3 separate regions of the Homo sapiens genome follow, and all the other regions are linked to region 1. Evidence: read pairs that join two places in POLR2A ChIA-PET (ENCODE). Cell type or tissue: PC-9. All regions are shown on one strand. Each heading gives the region's core, and the rest is flanking DNA. Links, peaks and the distances in the headings are about the cores only.

Region 1 (5,424 bases), core at 1,060-3,559:
AGCCTGCCTTGGTTGTGAACTGTGGTCCCACCTCTTAGGAGCTGTGTGGCCTCAGGCAAGTGTCTTAAGCGCTCCATGCCCGAATCTCCTCATCTGTAAGCGGGATAACTCCTCCCTTGGTGGGGTCAGGGGCTGTGAACGTGCAGAGCCTTAGATGAGCTGAGGGCACAGTCAAGAGTCCACGGTGTGTTACCTACTGCTTTTTCCAGACTGTAAACTCCTTGCAGGTAGAATGCAGTCCTACCTCCAATGACTACCGGAGGGCCTGGCAGCTACAAACATGTCATCAACACTGAAGGAAGGAATGGACAGACGTACATGGACCATCTCCCCAGGGGAGCCTGCCATGACAACAGGCTCAGGCAGGGCAGGAGGGGACACCCCACTCTCATTCCAACACTGGAGGAGCTCCTCTCAGAGGCTGGCCCCAAGACTATCAGCTTTCCAGTCTCGAACAACAAAACCCTCCAGGGAAGCCACAGGGGCCCCAGGCCCATAAGCCCTCTCTATCTGGAAGCTCCCTCCCGGGAGAGCCCATCCCTGCAGTCCTCTCCCAAGAAAGGCTTGGCATCTGGGCTCGTGTCCTTTCCTGCATCAAAACACATGTCAGCAGTCAGCACACTTTTGAATTACGTGGCCGAGGTCCCTCCGTAACCGGCTCTGCACACAACTGATCAGAATCATCAAATGTCATCATCCCTCTCAGTTCAAGATTCTTGACCTTTTGGAGGTGCTCTGGGGCCAGCCAGTCTGTAAAGTACCAATTTGCTGACAGTTCCCTTTAAACAATCATTAGTGAGTCGATAATGGACTCCCTAATTCTTGGAGAAGATGAGACAGAATCTCCTCAGACGTGACGCAACCGGCCCAAGCCTGGCCCCACTGACCAACTGGACACATCAGTCTCCCTCCTGGAAAGTACAGAGCCATGTGAAACACCACCTCCAACATCTTAGCAAAGGTGTTTAAAATGGAAAACTCAACACATCCCCTGGAAACAAATAAAAGATGCGTGCGTGGATGTAAGAAGAGCGGAGAAGCTGAGACGGGGCTGGAGGGAGGTGCTTGACCGGGAAGCTCACTGCCCACCGCCCTTCCCACCACGGCTCCAGTACCAGACCCCTGGAGAGGCCTCGGAGACACACAATGACTCTACATCTCCCTAAATATCTACCACAGCTGGTGTGCCAGGCTCTGTGCTAAGCCCTCTCATAAATGACCAAGGAGCCCTCAGGCCAAGTCCAGAGGGCAGCAACCAGCGTGAGGGACCGGAGGGCCTCTCTCTCCTGGCCTGGACAATCAGGCTGTGTCTTCTCTGGAGGGTTTTGTCTTTGGAGACTGGAAAGTTGATGGCCTTGGGGCCAGCCTCTGGGAGGAACTCCTCCATCGTTGGAATGAGAGTAGGCTGTCCGCTCCCCACCCCCATGCCCCATCTGGAACTTTCTGCTCCATTCTAGACACCACATCTCAAACTAGAGACAAATGCACAGTATCAGGAGAGAAGGACCAGGATGAACACAAAACAAGGACTGTGCTGGGGACGAGAAGACATCAGGGGTCACTCTCTTAATAGACGTGACAACCACCTTCTTCCCAGGGGCAGATGGGACTCCCAGGGGCAGATCCCAGAAGGACTGCAGCTCAATATACTCAATATACGAAACCATTTCCTTTTTTTGTTTTTTTTTTCTTGATGCAGGATCTCACTCTGTTGCCCAGGCTGGAGCACACAGATGCGATCACGGCTCACCGCAGCCTTGACCTCCCAGGCTCAATCAATCTTCCCACCTCAGCCTCCTGAGTAGCTGGGACTACAGGTGTGGGCCACCATGCCTGCCTAATTTGTGTTTTTTGTTTTTTTGTAAAGACAGAGTTTTACCATGTTGCCCAGGCTGGTCTTGAACTCCTGGGCTCAAGTGATCCGCTGGTCTCAGCCTCCCAAAGTGCTGGGATTAAGGGCATGAGCCACTGCGCCTGGCCTATAAGAAACCATTTCTAACGGGCAGAGTCCAGAGGTGGAAGTCGTGAGCTTGCTGCCAACAGAAGCAATCAGGCTGGGTAACCCCTCAGCAGACTTTCTAAAGCAGTCCCTTCCAAACCCGAGGCTCCAGGCTTCTCCCTCGTGACTTTCCTGTCCCTTGTGGATCCTGTTATTCCTGTTTGTCGCCCTCCCAAATGCTGCTTCTGACCTCTCCTCTACTGGCTTCTTCTGAATGGCCTTCTTTCCTATTGGCAGCTCCTTGAGCCTGGGTAGGAAGCTGTAGGCCAAGAGACTGCTCCCCACCCAGCCTCTCAGCTGCCCCGTGACCTAATAAATGCTACAGGACCCAGCAGTTGTAAGGCTCTACATGTTCACATCCCCCCGCAACGGCCACCCTCATTCCCCCACAAGGAAGGAGTTATCCCCGCTTACAGATAAGGAAATTCAGGCATGGAGCACCTAAGACACTTACCCCAAGAGCCCCCGGGCTTTGAGAAAAGACTCAGTACTTGCCCTCTCACGTTTCTGCGTGCAGCTCCCAGGGTCAGGAGGCAGACACACTCATATAACTTGCTATAACTTCAATACACACTCGCTGTGTGCCTACTGTGTGCCACACACTGCGTGCGGGACCCCGATGACCCTGGGCACACTGGGCCATTCTAAGCTCACCCCCTGTGCACACCTTCAGCGCCTAAAGCTGGCCTCATGGCCCAGCCTTCTGCTGCAGAGAAACACTCTGGTTACTTGGAAAGACTGGGGGCATTCTGTATTTCAGATAACGGGTGGATGAGCCTGGAAAAGTTAATTTTGCCCACTTTGGGCAGAAATCTTCTCTGCTCAGAAAATAGGGGCCTCAGAACGTTCTTATGCCTCTTTTCAGTGATGGGTGATCATCCTGGACAAGAATGGGCACAGTGTGTTGCAACCAAGGGGGCAGGGGTCTGCGTGGTACAAGTGACCCCAGACTCTAAGCTGTGCCAAATGGTTCCTCTTCTCCTCCCTACTGTCTTTTTTTTTTTTTTTTTAGACGGAGTTTCGCTCTTGTTGCCCAGGCTGGAGAGCAATGGCAATGGCGCGATCTCACTGCAACCTCTGCCTCCTGGGTTCAAGCAATTCTCCTGCCTCAGCCTCCCGAGTGGCTGGAAGTACAGGCATGCGCCACACGCCTGGCTAATTTTGTATTTTTAGTAGAGATGGGGTTTCTCCATGTTGGCCAGGCTGGTCTCGAACTCCCGACCTTAGGTGATCCACCTGCCTCGGCCTCCCAAAGTGCTGGGATTACAGGTGTGAGCCACTGCGCCCAGCCCCCTCGCGGCTTTTTTATCCTCTGCTGATCATGCTTATTCCTGCTTCTTTCTGCCCTGAATGCTGTTTCTGACCTCTCTTCTACTGGCTTCTTCTGAATGTCTTTCTGCACTTGGATCTATCAACTTCTTTTTTTTTTTTTTTTTTGAGACAGAGTCTCTCGCTGTCGCAGGCCGGAGTGCAGTGGTGCGATCTCGGCTCACTGCAACCTCCGTCTCCTGGGTTCAAGCGATTCTCCTGCCTCAGCCTCCTGAGTAGCTGGGACTACAGGCATGCACGACCACGCCCAGCTAATTTTTGTATTTTTAGTAGAGATGGGGTTTCGCCATGTTGGCCAGGATGGTCTCGATCTCTTGACCTCACAATCCGCCCACCTTGGCCTCCCAAAGTGGTGGGATTATAGGCGTGAGCCACCGCGCCTGGCCACTATCGAGGTCTTATAATCCTTGGCTCTATCTGCAAGAGCCACAGCCAGCCAGGGAGTCCTTCTGGCAGCAAACTGGCCTCTGGCTCTTGTGTGGCCCTGCACCTGCGGCCCTCGGCTGTGCTCACCCCGGTTGGACAGTGAATGAAGCATCATTCTCTGTTGCTGTCATGCATTCAAATCTCTTTCCCTAACAGGAGTTCACACTTTTCCAGGGGAGAAACTTGTCCTGTCCTCTCTTTCACCATGCTGGCACAGAGCCCTAGGATTCAGAGACCCAGCTGCAAGTTTGGCCTTTGGCCATTACAAGATCTGGGTCACTCTGGACAAGTTTCAGAGCCTATTCAAATTTTTTTCACATTTGTAAATGGGGATAATATATATACTCTGCCAGGTACTTGGGAGGTGAGAATGAGCTAACAGTGATGAAAAACACGTGGGAAAACTGTGAAATGCCACGCAAACATTCCTAACAAACAGCAACTGCATAAAGCGACATACGGACACCGCCTCCTGCCTCTGAACCCCAAGGCCCTGTGCCTCTGATCACAGAACTCCCCAGCACTGTCTCAGAGTTGTCTTTATGGCCCACCCCCAACCCCACAATCAAACACTGAATGCATATGGGGGGTGGTTCCCACCCTGCCCCCATCTGCCTGCCCCTCCACACCCTCTGGTGACACATGCCAGCACTATGAATTCCAGCCCTCGCAGATGGTACGTGGCACTAAGCCCTCTTCCAAGACTCAGCCCTCTCTTTGAGAACAGGAAGCACTAGTCACAGGGTTCACAGGCTAAACACACACTTATCTCCACTATCCCCCTCCTCGCCCTCCTAACGCCACTGAAATGAGAAGGAATGAGGGTGGGGTGGGGAGCAAACCTTCAAGGACAAGAGGAGTGGCAACAGCCAAGCGACATCAACAAAGCTCTGAACGCCACATGCCCACCGCTCCATGGTCACCGAGTGGCGGATGGTTGGGGGTGGGGGTGGGAGTCAGAGCCCTAGGAAAAATCAGCACTGCACATGCCAGGCAGCTCTGGTGGCTGTGGGTGAGGGTGCAGACGCAGAAGCTGGTTAAAAGTCTCCACGTGGAGCCACTGCATTACAAGTTTCAACAGAGGCTGAGACAGCTCTATCCTCAGAACACGGTCCAGCTGAGGGCAGTAATGGGACAACTTGGAGAAAATCCAAAGACTAAGCCTGAATACGAAGGGCGAGAGGTCCTCTCAGATCTCTGCCACGCTGTACCAGTCACTCAGCCTGTGCAGTGTTTTGAGGCAGGAGATGAAAAATTATTCTCTACAGAAACAGGTCCCAGAATTTAAAAAGGCTTCATTTGGTACCTGCCCCCCATGCTGCATACAAACAGCCAAGGAAACACCCCATGTTCCATCACCCAATCAGGAGGTCCAGCAATTTTTTTTTTTTCTGGGGCGGGTAGAGATGAGGTCGAGGTCTCGCTCAGTTGCCCAGGCTGGAGTGCAGTGGCACGATCACAGCTCACTGCAGCCTCAAACTCCTGGGCTCAAGCCATCCTCCCGCCTCAGCCTCCTGAGTTGCTGGTATTTTAAGCCCTTCTTATATATAAAAAATAGCCAAGGATACTGATATTTGAGGAGCGCTTCTAACAAGAAGGTCAAAGACCAAAGCGACCAAACAGAAGAAAGGAATTCAAGAGATAGAGACAATGTAGGGAACAGAAGAAAA
Region 2 (5,424 bases), core at 1,028-3,527, 280 kb before region 1:
GATGCTCTAAGTAACTGATCTCTTCTTCCTGTACAGTTTTGATGGCGACGACTTTGATGATGTGGAGGAGGATGAAGGGCTAGATGACTTGGAGAATGCCGAAGAGGTCAGTATTCAGCCTCAGGCTCCCACCTCTGCAGCCCAAGCTGCCAAATCGTCTGACAGGTGATGATTAGCTGAATGTGTCTGCCTTCTATTTGTGGTCAAGGCCCCTGCCATAAGCATTCCCAGTTAGAGTGAGCTGTGTTCCAGTCTTGCATAGCAGAACAGCCCTGCAGGGTGGGCCTGAAAGCTTTTGTCCATGTGGTCCACAGCCTGTGGCTTCTGGGGCAGTTAGTTCACTGACAAGTTAAACGGTGCCTTCCTTCATTTGGCAAACATGTGTTGAATGTTTATTATATGCCAGGTGCTTTCTGCTGGGTGGGACTGCTTAAGGAGCAAAGGGAAGAGGTAAGCAGGGCTCAGATGAGGCAGTATTTTGTAGCCTAAAGGCAATGGGAAGCTACTGACAAACTTTGAGCCAGGGCACAGTCCAGGTTACATTTTAGAAAGTACATTCCTGCCTCGAGTAAGGAGTGAACTGGGGAAGGGCAAGAGTGAAAGGTGAGAGGCCTGTGGCTTGGACATAGGTGCTGGTAGTGCAGGTGATGAGAAGGCAGATAAAAGAGTTATTTCGGTGGGTTGGTTATGGGGCTGAGAAAGTGAGTGGTGACGAGGACGACTCTCAGGTTTCTGGCTTGAGCAACTAGGTGGATAGGTTGCCAGCCTCAAGAGGAAAGTAGGGCTTTCTGTCTTGTGTGACTGATGAGGGAAAAAATGCAGTTATGTTCTGGAGAGACATGGAGCCTTCTCTCTCTCTGCATGGCACTTTCAGATACCTTTTCACTTGAGTCAGATGCGTCCTTCTCCATCCTTCTGGTCCCCTTCCCATCCCTGTCATGTAGATTGTGCCTCCTAGATGTACTTCAGCCCTGTCTGCATTTTTCTACTCCTGGTGCCTTAACCTGGCTTAGATCTTATTGCTTTTCAGCCACATTCCTGCAGGAATTGTGTGGCTGGTTTTCCTGCTTCAGTCTCACTCCAGACTCTGCTCTGTGTGCTCTTCTCCTTTCAGCACCCTTTCTTACTTGCCCACATGCTCAGTTACTACTGGCTTTCCTAAATGGCCTCTCTGCTTCTGCCACTGCCCCCTGCAGAATATTCGCAACAGAGTATCCAGAGTGATCCTTTCTTTCTGTTTTTTGTTGTTGTTGTTGTTGTTTGTTTGCTTGTTTTAAATTAAGAAGTGGTGTCTTGCTACGTTGTCTAGGCTAGAGTACAATGGCTATTTTCAGGTGTGGTCATAGCGCACTACAGCCTTGAACTCCTGGGCTCAAGTGATCCTTCCAGTTCAGCCTCCTGAGTAGCTGGGACTGCAGGTTCTGCACCACCATGCCCAGCTCAGAGTCAACTTTTTTTTTTTTTTTTTTTGAGACGGGGTCTTGCTCTGTCGCCCAGGCTGGAGCGCAGTGGGGCGATGTTGACTCACTGCAAGCTCTGCTTCCCGGGTTCATGCCATTCTCCTGCCTCAGCCTTCTGAGTAGCTGTGACTACAGGCGCCCACCACCACGCCCGGCTAATTTTTTTTTTTTTTGTAGTTTTAGTAGTGACGGGGTTCACCGTGTTAGCCAGGATGGTCTCGATCTCCTGCCTTGTGATCCGCCCGCCTCGGCCTCCCAAAGTGCTGGGATTACAGGTGTGAGCCACTGCGCCTGGCCTGTTTACTTAATTCTTTATATACCACAGAATTTATTCTCTTGCCTACAATCCTCTACGCACCTTTTGTTCTAATTATTGTCCACAACTAGTTGTCCAAACCTCTTTCTCCTCTATGCCTTTGCATGTTGCCTCCTTCCTCATTGGTTTGACAGCTCCTGCTCATCCTTCTAGGTGAGCTCAAGCCTCATCCCTGGAGTTTTCCTAACCCCCAGTGTGAGTGAGGTGTCCCCACCTCCTCGGGAACTCTGTTGCACCCTTCATAGCACCTGCTCTGTTTACTCTTGTCTCCCCTTTAGACCATTAATTGAGAGCAGAAATTCCTAGCTTTCTTTCTCAGCATCTGTTAACAATATCTGGCTCAGGACAAATGCTTAGTAAGTAATTGTTAAATATTCCTGCCTTCACCTTGACTTTTCTAGCCACTTGGCCCATTGGCTCAGCTCCCCTATCTGAAAGATGGGAAGACTATTCCTAGCTTCCTGCTTAGGGTAATTTTTTTGTGCCAGGACCTCTTTTACAGGACCAACATTCTGATACCACCCCATCTCCAGGCCCTCTGCTCTCTTCTGGATGAGGCAGTTAGCTCTGGAATCTCAGACCTCCATTACCAGGTCTGAGGCTTGGTCAGGTTAGCTGACTTTCCAAGCCTCTGAAATGAGAACTGTAATCCCTGCCTCATAAGGTTATTGTAAGGATTACATGAGTTGTTAGGAAGCAGTTATGTGGTCCCCTGGCATGCAGTAAGCATTAACGGTGGCTGTAGCGAGAATTGTGATTGTTGTCATTATCACTCTCCCTGTAACCCAAAAGTGCCACCTGAGTCTTTCCCTCTTTTTTGTCTTGGTGTCCAGGAAGGCCAGGAGAATGTCGAGATCCTCCCCTCTGGGGAGCGACCGCAGGCCAACCAGAAGCGAATCACCACACCATACATGACCAAGTACGAGCGAGCCCGCGTGCTGGGCACCCGAGCGCTCCAGATTGCGTGAGTGATTGCCCCTTCACTGTCTTCTCCATCTGTCAGGCCACAGTAAGCTCTTGTACCGCTGATCTTTCCCAGCCTGGCACCTGAAAACAGACTCTCTGCTCTCACATTCCAAAAGTGGTGCCGTCCCTGCGTACCAGGCATTGAGCTAGTCCCCTGCCCTCAGGGAGCTTGTGATCTAATAGGAGAACTAGGACATGAACATCTGAGAAGTCAAGTAACAATATGGGAGAAAAACGATAAAAAAAAAAAAACAGAACTAGATGGTTGCGTGTCAGATTAGTGCAGCAAAAAAGGTGAATTCAGAGCCAATGTGTACCAGTGTAGTTTTTTTTTTTTTTTTTTGAGATAGAGTCTCGCTGAGTCACCTAGGCTGGAGTGCAATGGCACAATCTCAGCTCACTGCAACCTCTGCCTCCCAGGTTCAAGTGATTCTCGTGCCTCAGCCTCCCAGGTAGCTGGAATTACAGGCATGTGCCACCATGCCTAACTAATTGTTGTGTTTTTAATAGAGACGGGGTCTCGCCATGTTGCCTAGGCTAGTCTCGAACGCCTAGCTTCAAGTGATCCACCTGCCTCTGCCTCCCAAAGTGTTGGGATTGCAGGTGAGAGCCACCGCGCCCGGCCATGGTGGTTCTTTGTTGTTTTATTTTCCGAGTCAAGATCTCAATCTGTTGCCCATGCTGGAGCACAGGGGCCTGATCATGGCCCATTGCAGCCTCAAACTCCTGGGCTCAAGCAATTTTCTTTTCTTTTTTTTTTTTTTTGACAGAGTCTTGCTCTGTCTCCCATGCTGGAGTGCACTGGCCCAATCTCAGCTCAGTACAACCCCTGCCTCCCGGGTTCAAGCGATTGTCCTGCCTCAGCCTCCCGCGTAGCTGGGACTACAGGCGTCCACCACCACACCTGGCTAATTTTTGTATTTTTTCTTTTTTCTTTGAGATGGAGTCTCGCTCTATCACCCAGCCTGGAGTGCAGTGGCGCGTTCTCCGCTCACTGCAAGTGCTGCCTCCTGGCTTCACGCCCTTCTCCTGCCTCAGCCTCCAGAGTAGCTGGGACTACAGGCGCCCGCCACCGTGCCCAGCTAGCTTTTTGTATTTTTAGTGGAGACGGGGTTTCACCATGTTAGCCAGGGTGGTTGGTCTCTTTCTCCTGACCTCATGATCCGCCCGCCTCGGCCTCCCAAAGTGTTGGGATTACAGACGTGAGCCACCGTGCCCGGCTATTTTTGTATTTTTAGTAGAGACGGGGTTTCACCATATTGGCCAGGCTGGTCTCAAACTCCTGACCTTGTGATCCACCCGCCTTGGCCTCCCAAAATGTTGGGATTACAGGCGTGAGCCACCGTGCCCGGCCGGTGCAATTTTCTTTTTTCTTTTTTTTTTTTTTTGAGATGGAGTCTCGCTCTGTCGCCCAAGCTGGAGTGCCGTGGCGTGATCTCGGTTCACTGCAATATCCACCTCCTAGGATCACGCCATTCTCCTGCCTCAGCCTCCCAAGCAGCTGGGACTACAGGTGCCCACCACAACGCCTGGCTAATTTTTTTGTATTTTTAGTGGAGATGGGGTTTCACGGTGTTAGTCAGGATGGTCTCCATCTCCTGACCTTGTGATCCACCTGCCTTGGCCTCCCAAAGTACTGGGAGTACAGGCATGAGCCACCGCGCCTGGCCGGCTCAAGCAATTTTCTTGTCTCAACCTCCCAAGTAGCTTCAAGCTGGGATTACAGGTATGTGCCACTATGCCTGGCTTTGTATTTTTTGTGGAGATAGGGGTCTTGCTATGTTGCCCAGGCTGGTCTTGAACTCAGCCTCAAGTGATTCTCCTGCCTCAGCTCCCAAAGTGCTGGAGCTGGGATTACAAGCATGAGCAACCATTCCTGGCTTTAAGGTGGTTCTTGATGTGAGGTAGACTATGGCCAGTCCAGCAGAGTGGGGGGCCCTCCAGCTTGAAAGCACGCTAGAGAGATGAAAGCACAGAGCAGTGGTGGGGTTTTGGGGATTTGAAAATCAGCAAACTTCCCTCCTCTCCCACATTTGGGAGAATAAAGATTCAGGAGATAGAGTAGACAGGTGGAGATGCGAGTGTCCAATGAGTGCAGATGTGTTAGCCATAGGCAGTGCAGGCCTTCAGATGCCTGCTAAGGTTTGGGGCAGACTGGAGAACAGACTGGAAGCACCCTCTGCCAACAGATGGCTTTGAGAAAGCAGGGACTTTCAAAGAGGCTGGGCCACAGATGCCTGCTTTTTTTCCCCCCAGGCTCACCTGTCAGAATAGTTCCTCCTCCTTTCTTTTGAGGAGTAGGTGAGGGGACAGAGCGGGGTACTCTAATGGTACTGTGGGGAAGCATGAGACTGAGAACAGGAGCCCCTACCCCAAACTCCCTATAGACTGATGTGGGAAATGGTGGGTATCTGGAGGAGCGGGGGTAGTTCAAGTAGGGAATAATGGAAATTAGCCTAGAAAGAAAAGCAGCTGGGTGCCGTGGCTCACAACTGTAATCCCAGCACTTTGGGAGGACGAGGCAGGTGGATTGCTTGAGCCCAGAAGTTCAAAATCAGCCTGGGCAACATGGTGAAACCCCATCTCTACAAAAAATACAAAAATTAGCTGAGTGTGGTGGCGTGCGCCTGTAGTCCCAGCTACTCGGGAGGCTGACGTGGGAGGATCACCTAAGGCCAGGAG
Region 3 (5,424 bases), core at 1,202-3,701, 88 kb after region 1:
TCAGGTGGTCCACCCGCCTTGGCCTCCCAAAGTGCTGGGATTACAGGCATGAGCCACCGGGCCGGGCCGGGCCTCTGCTGCCTGTCTCTTTTTCTCCTGGCCTGTATCACTATTTAACATGCTCTGTAGGGAACTCCACATCACTATCTAACATGCTCTGCAGGGAATTTTTATTTTTTTGTCTGCATTCCTTACTTTGGGGTCTAAGCTGCATAAAGGGAAGGAGTTAATGCTATTTTGGGCACCACTGTATCACCAATATCTAGGATCTATTCCAGCACATAGGAGGTATTTAACAAAGATTTGCTGGATGAGTGAATGAATGGACGGTGAGGAGACAGCCTCCTGATCTCTGACCAACTCCAAGTGCTGTCACCCACCATTCGCCAGGCTCTTTAGAGACACGTGGCCTGTACTGACGAGGTCAGCTCTCACTGCACCCTCGGGGGCTGGGGCTGGGGGTGGCCTGCCAGGGTCTGTGCCCTTAACCACTCTCCCAGGCTAACGGAAGAAATAGTTTCTTTTGGCTGGGCGTGGTGGCTCACGCCTGTAATTCTAGCACTTTGGGAGGCTGTGGTGGGCGGATCACCTGAGGTCAGTAGTTCCAAGACCAGCCTGGCCAACATGGTGAAACCCTGCCTCTACTAAAAACACAAAAATTAGCCAGGCGTGGTGACTCACGCCGGTAATCCCAGCTACTTGGGAGGCTGAGACAGGAGAATCGCTTGAACCCGGGAGGCGGAGGTTGTAGTGAGTTGAGATCGCACCACTGCACTCCAGCCTGGGCGATGAGTGAGACTCCGTCTCAAAAAAAAAAAAAAAAAAAAGAAATAATTTCTTTTTTTCTTTTGAGATGGAGTTTCATTCTTGTTGCCCGGGCTGGAGTGCAATGGTGCGATCTCGGCTCACTACAACCTCCGCCTCCCAGGTTCAAGTGATTCTCCCGCCTCAGCCTCCCAAGTAGCTGGAATTACAGGCATGTGCCATCACGTCTGGCTAATTTTGTATTTTTAGTAGAGATGCAGTTTCACCATGTTTGTCAGGCTGGTCTCGAACTCCTGACCTCAGGTGATCCACCTGCCTCAGCCTCCCAAAGTGCTGGGATTACAGATGTAAGCCACCATGCCCCGCTGTGGACATGATTTCAAGAAAAGCCCTAGGTGTCCCCCATCAGGCTCCTGCCCCTGAACCCATCCGCTACAGAAGGAACTGTGGACTCCAGTTGGGAGAGCTACAAGCTTCATTTATTCCACTCTACTGCTTTTTTCATTTTGTGTTTGTTTCTTTGTTTTTTAGAGACAGGGTCTTGCTCTGTCACCCAGGCTGGAACTTAGTGGCATGATCATAGCTCACTGCAGGCTCGAAATCCTGGACTCAGGCGATCCTACCACCTTAGCCTCCTGAGTAGATGGGACTATAGGTGTATGCCACCATCACAGGCTAATTTTGTTTTTTGTTGTTGTTGTTGTTTTTTGGTGAGCGGGAGATTTACTCTTGTTGCCCAGGCTGGAGTGCAATGGTGTGATCTCGGCTCACCGCATCCTCCGCCTCCCAGGTTCAAGCAATTCTCCTGCCTCAGCCTCCCAAGTAGTTGGGATTACAGGCATGTGCCACCACACCCAGCTAATTTTGTATTTTTTTTTAGTAGAGACGGGGTTTCACCGTGTTGCCCAGGCTGATCTCGAACTCCTGACCTCAGGTGATCCGCCCGCCTCAGCCTCCCAAAGTGCTGGGATTACAGGCGTGAGCCACTGCGCCCAGCCACAGGCTAATTTTGTTTGTTGTTTTATAGAGACAGGGTTTCTATGTTGCCCAAATGGGGTCACTACATTGTTTGGGCTGTTCTCGAATTCCTGCCCTCAAGTGATCCTCCCCCATCAGCCTCCCAAAGTGCTAGGATTGAAGGCGTGAGCCATCATACCTGGCCCCCCTCCACTGTTTTACAGATAGAGACACTGAGGCCCAATGAAGGAATGAGCCTTGTCCAAGGTCACAGGCAGCATGTGATGGCAGCTCCACATGGTTAAGGAGCTAGCTTCAAATAGCATTCTGCGACCAGGCACGGTGGCTCACACCTGTAATCCTAGCACTTTGGGAGGCTGAGGCAGACGGATCACCTGAGGTCAGGAGTTCAAGACTAGCCTGGCCAACATGGAGAAACCCTGTCTCTACTAAAAACACAAAAATTAGCTGGACATGGTGGCGTGCGCCTGTCATCCCAGCTACTCGGGAGGCTGAGGCAGGAGAACACCTGAACCTGGGAGATGGAGGTTGCAGTGAGCCGAGATCCCGCTATTGCACTGCAGACTGGGTGACAGAGCAAGACTCTGTATCAAAAAAACAAAAACAACAACAAAAAAGAAGCTAGCTTCAAATAGTATTCTGCAGCCAGGCACCGTGGCTCATGCCTGTAATCCCAGCACTTTGTGAGGCCAAGGTGGGTGGATTGCCTGAGCTCAGGAGTTCGAGACCAGCCTGGCCAACATGGTGAAACCCTGTCTCTACTAAAAATACAAAAAAAAAAAAAAAAATTAAAAAATAAAAAATAAAAAACTAGCCTGGCATGGTATGGTGGTGGTGACTGTAGTCCCAGCTACTTGGGAGGCAGGAGAATTCCTTAAACCCAGGATGTGGAGGTTGCAGTGAGCTGAGATGGCACCACTGCACTCCAGCCTGGGCGATAGAGCAATAGAGGGAGACTCCTCTGTCTCCAAAACAAAAAAACAAATAGTATCCTCCCATTTTGTAACAGTGTGACACTAGGCAAGTTCCTAAAATTCTTGAGTCTCATTTGTAAAATGGGGATAATATAAATCACAAAAACAATGTAGCCCAGAAGCAGCCCTGAGTAAGAGGAAGATGCTTACATTACAATGTTGCTATTCTTAGGAGCCGAGCAGAGTTCAATGCAGGGCTCCTGACTTGGGCTCCTCTGAGCACCTGAGCCCTGCAGGCTGTATCCCCCGCCTCTCCTTTCCTTTTGTCACCCTTCCTCTGGAGGGGCCACCGCCAGCCCCTTCTACGGTGGGAGTTGGAGATATGCAAACCTAGTTGGGCCCAGGGGAGCTGCTAGCCTTGCCCATCTTGGTCTTGGCTCTCGAAGGCCCCGGTGGGAAGCTTCTCAGGGTCCTCCCCTTTTCAGGCCCTGTTCATGGAGAGTCTGTGGCCCACAGGCTCCAGAGGTTCCCCCGCCCCCAGCCCTGCCAGCCTGAAGATGCTGTCCTGGGGCACTCTCCTCTCCTTACCCAGCTAGGCCTTGGCTCTTTGTCCCCAGACCCTTCCATGACATCCTACCCACCCCTCACTATTCCCAGGGCACAGCTTTGGCCCCAGGCTCTCTTTTCAGGCACTTCTTCCAGGGAACCTCACCACTGGGCCGTGCCCGGTCAGGTCACTCCTGCCAGGGCTTCCTCCCTCCTCTTCCATCTTCAGCGGAGAGGCAGCAGGGCAGGGTAGCAAGGTCTGGGTTTGGTCCCTGGTCAGTCTGAATTTCAGCGCGACCTTGGAGAATCCACAGCCCTTCTCTGAGGAGCTGGACAAAGTGAGTGCTAAAGCTCTCAGTCTCCCCAGCTGAAGCTAAGGGCAGGGCTGGATGGGCAAGGACCCTACACTCCACATCCCGGGCACTAAGCTGAGAAAGACCTTGAGGTGACAAATCTGGGCTCAGTGGGAAACGGCTCTCCCCGCACCCCTTACCCCCATATTCAAAACCTGAGCAGCTCCCATGAGCTCTACCTTCCAACTGGATTCTGAACCCAGCCACTCTTACCACGTGTGTCTTCCACTTGGCTACTACAGTGGCCTGTTAACCACTGAGATCTGACTGTGGCTACTGAAAATACACCAGTGGCTCCTTCTTCCCTTAGCATGAAATTCACATTCTTTCCCAGGGCCTGCTATGATCTAGCCCCTGCCTGCCTCAGACCCCATTTCAAACCTCACTCTCCCTCCCTCACTGTCTGTCATCTCACCATGCCTCAGGGCCTTTGCCTGGCTGTTCCTCTGCCTACAATGATCTCCCCAAATCCTCCATGACTGCCTCCTACTCAGGGCTCAGATCACAACTCAAAAGTCACCTCTGCACAGAAGCCCTCCTTGACTGGTCTTCAGTGGGCTTCCTTCCCCTCTGTCCTTCCTGTACTGGGGATATCCTGCTTTTTTTTTTTTTTTTTTTTTTTGATACGGAGTCAGTCTGTCGTCAGGCTGGAGTGCAGTGGCGCGATCTTGGCTCACTGCAACCTCCGCCTCCCAGGTTCAAGCGATGCTCCTGCCTCAGCCTCTTGAGTAGCTGGGATTATAGGCGCGCACCACCACGCCCAGCTAATGTTTGTATTTTTAGTGGAGACGGGGTTTCACCATATTGGTCAGGCTGGTCTGGAACTCCTGACCTCGTGATCCGCCCGCCTCGGCCTTCCAAAGTGCTGGGATTACAGGTGTGAGCCACCGTGCCTGGCCAGCTGCTTTATCTTCTTCATGGTACTTATGACTGGCTGAAACATTAACTTGTTCATTTTTAATGCTCTTAGGGTCTCTCCAAGACAGAGAAATCTCCCATAGGTGCTCCTGTGGGTACCCAACTGGTCATGGGTGCCCCGTAAATACTTGTGCAATGGTGATGTTGTGTGTGTGATCTCAGGGGTGAAGGCAGGGCCTGACACTTTCCATCCTGAGCCAGATGTTCCCTAACAGCCCTCCCTCAGGGCCACCTTGCCCCACCCATCCCTTCTCACGGTGGCTGCCTGTCCTCCTGCTCTGCTGGGGCCCTCTGTCCTCCTGCTCCACTCAGCATTCCCTGTGCTGTTGCAACTCCCAGAGGAGCCAGGAGCGCCTGTCACGTGTCCCCAGGAGCAGGGAGCACTACACAAATCCTTGGCATCCCCAAAGGGCCACCCGTGCCCGGCCTCCAGCTCACCTCTGCCTGCTTCCTTCCCTCAGCTTGGCCTGTCACCCCCGGCCCTATGGGCTCCTCTGACCCCTCTGCTCATCACAACATCCCTTGTTTGTGCTGCAGTCAACCAGCGCCCAAACCTGCTCCTTCTGTCCTCTGAGAAGCCAGGGCTTCCCGTTCCCAGCTCACACAACCACTCATTAGCTGGGCTCCGGGAATGAGGATGATTGCTGCGACTAATAATCCCGATGCCCACAGCAGCGCTCCTCGCTCGGCATAGTTGGTGCGACTCATCATCCTGCCACATCACACGTTCACCCACAAGCATTTCCTGATGCCAACTCCTTGCAGGGCCTCAGAGGTCTGCGCCGGCCCCAGCTTGCCAGGAGCTGACGATCCGACAGGAGAGGCTGAATAGACACAAGAAAAAAGAGGGTCCTACAGTATTGAGAGAATACGCTAGACAGTGACCGCCACAGGAAAGTCAGTGTCTGGGGGCAGTGGTGGTGCCAATGGCTGGCGAGCAGCCGTCTCCC

What was found. Peaks named below come from ENCODE experiments on the same cell type or tissue, not always from the same donor. Only the 100,000 strongest peaks of a DNase experiment are listed, where the experiment ranks them.
Region 2: POLR2A ChIA-PET joins it to region 1 with 6 read pairs; 2 of 35 experiments call an interaction of 5 or more read pairs at or near these places.
Region 3: POLR2A ChIA-PET joins it to region 1 with 7 read pairs; 9 of 35 experiments call an interaction of 5 or more read pairs at or near these places.

The regions. Positions count from the first base shown.
Region 1 is chr22:38,234,810-38,240,233 of GRCh38, forward strand. The region is part of intron 3 of TMEM184B (transmembrane protein 184B); the gene reads right to left. Among named protein-coding and RNA genes, the nearest start is that of TMEM184B-AS1, 6.2 kb to the left of the region's middle. In PC-9, for the core only: a CTCF peak has its summit at 2,063; a DNase peak (open chromatin) is centred at 2,172; H3K4me3 peaks cover 688 bases; H3K27ac peaks cover 2,500 bases.
Region 2 is chr22:37,956,737-37,962,160 of GRCh38, forward strand. POLR2F (RNA polymerase II, I and III subunit F) reads left to right here. Exons shown (of 5, transcript NM_021974.5): 2 at 37-106; 3 at 2,610-2,740. Among named protein-coding and RNA genes, the nearest start is that of POLR2F, 5.8 kb to the left of the region's middle. In PC-9, for the core only: no CTCF peak of the experiment used is centred there; no DNase peak of the experiment used is centred there.
Region 3 is chr22:38,322,803-38,328,226 of GRCh38, forward strand. All of the region lies in intron 5 of TPTEP2-CSNK1E (TPTEP2-CSNK1E readthrough), which reads right to left. Among named protein-coding and RNA genes, the nearest start is that of CSNK1E, 8.1 kb to the left of the region's middle. RefSeq lists enhancers at 1-263, 1,643-2,155, 2,156-2,666, 4,714-5,225 and a silencer at 2,822-3,116. In PC-9, for the core only: no CTCF peak of the experiment used is centred there; no DNase peak of the experiment used is centred there.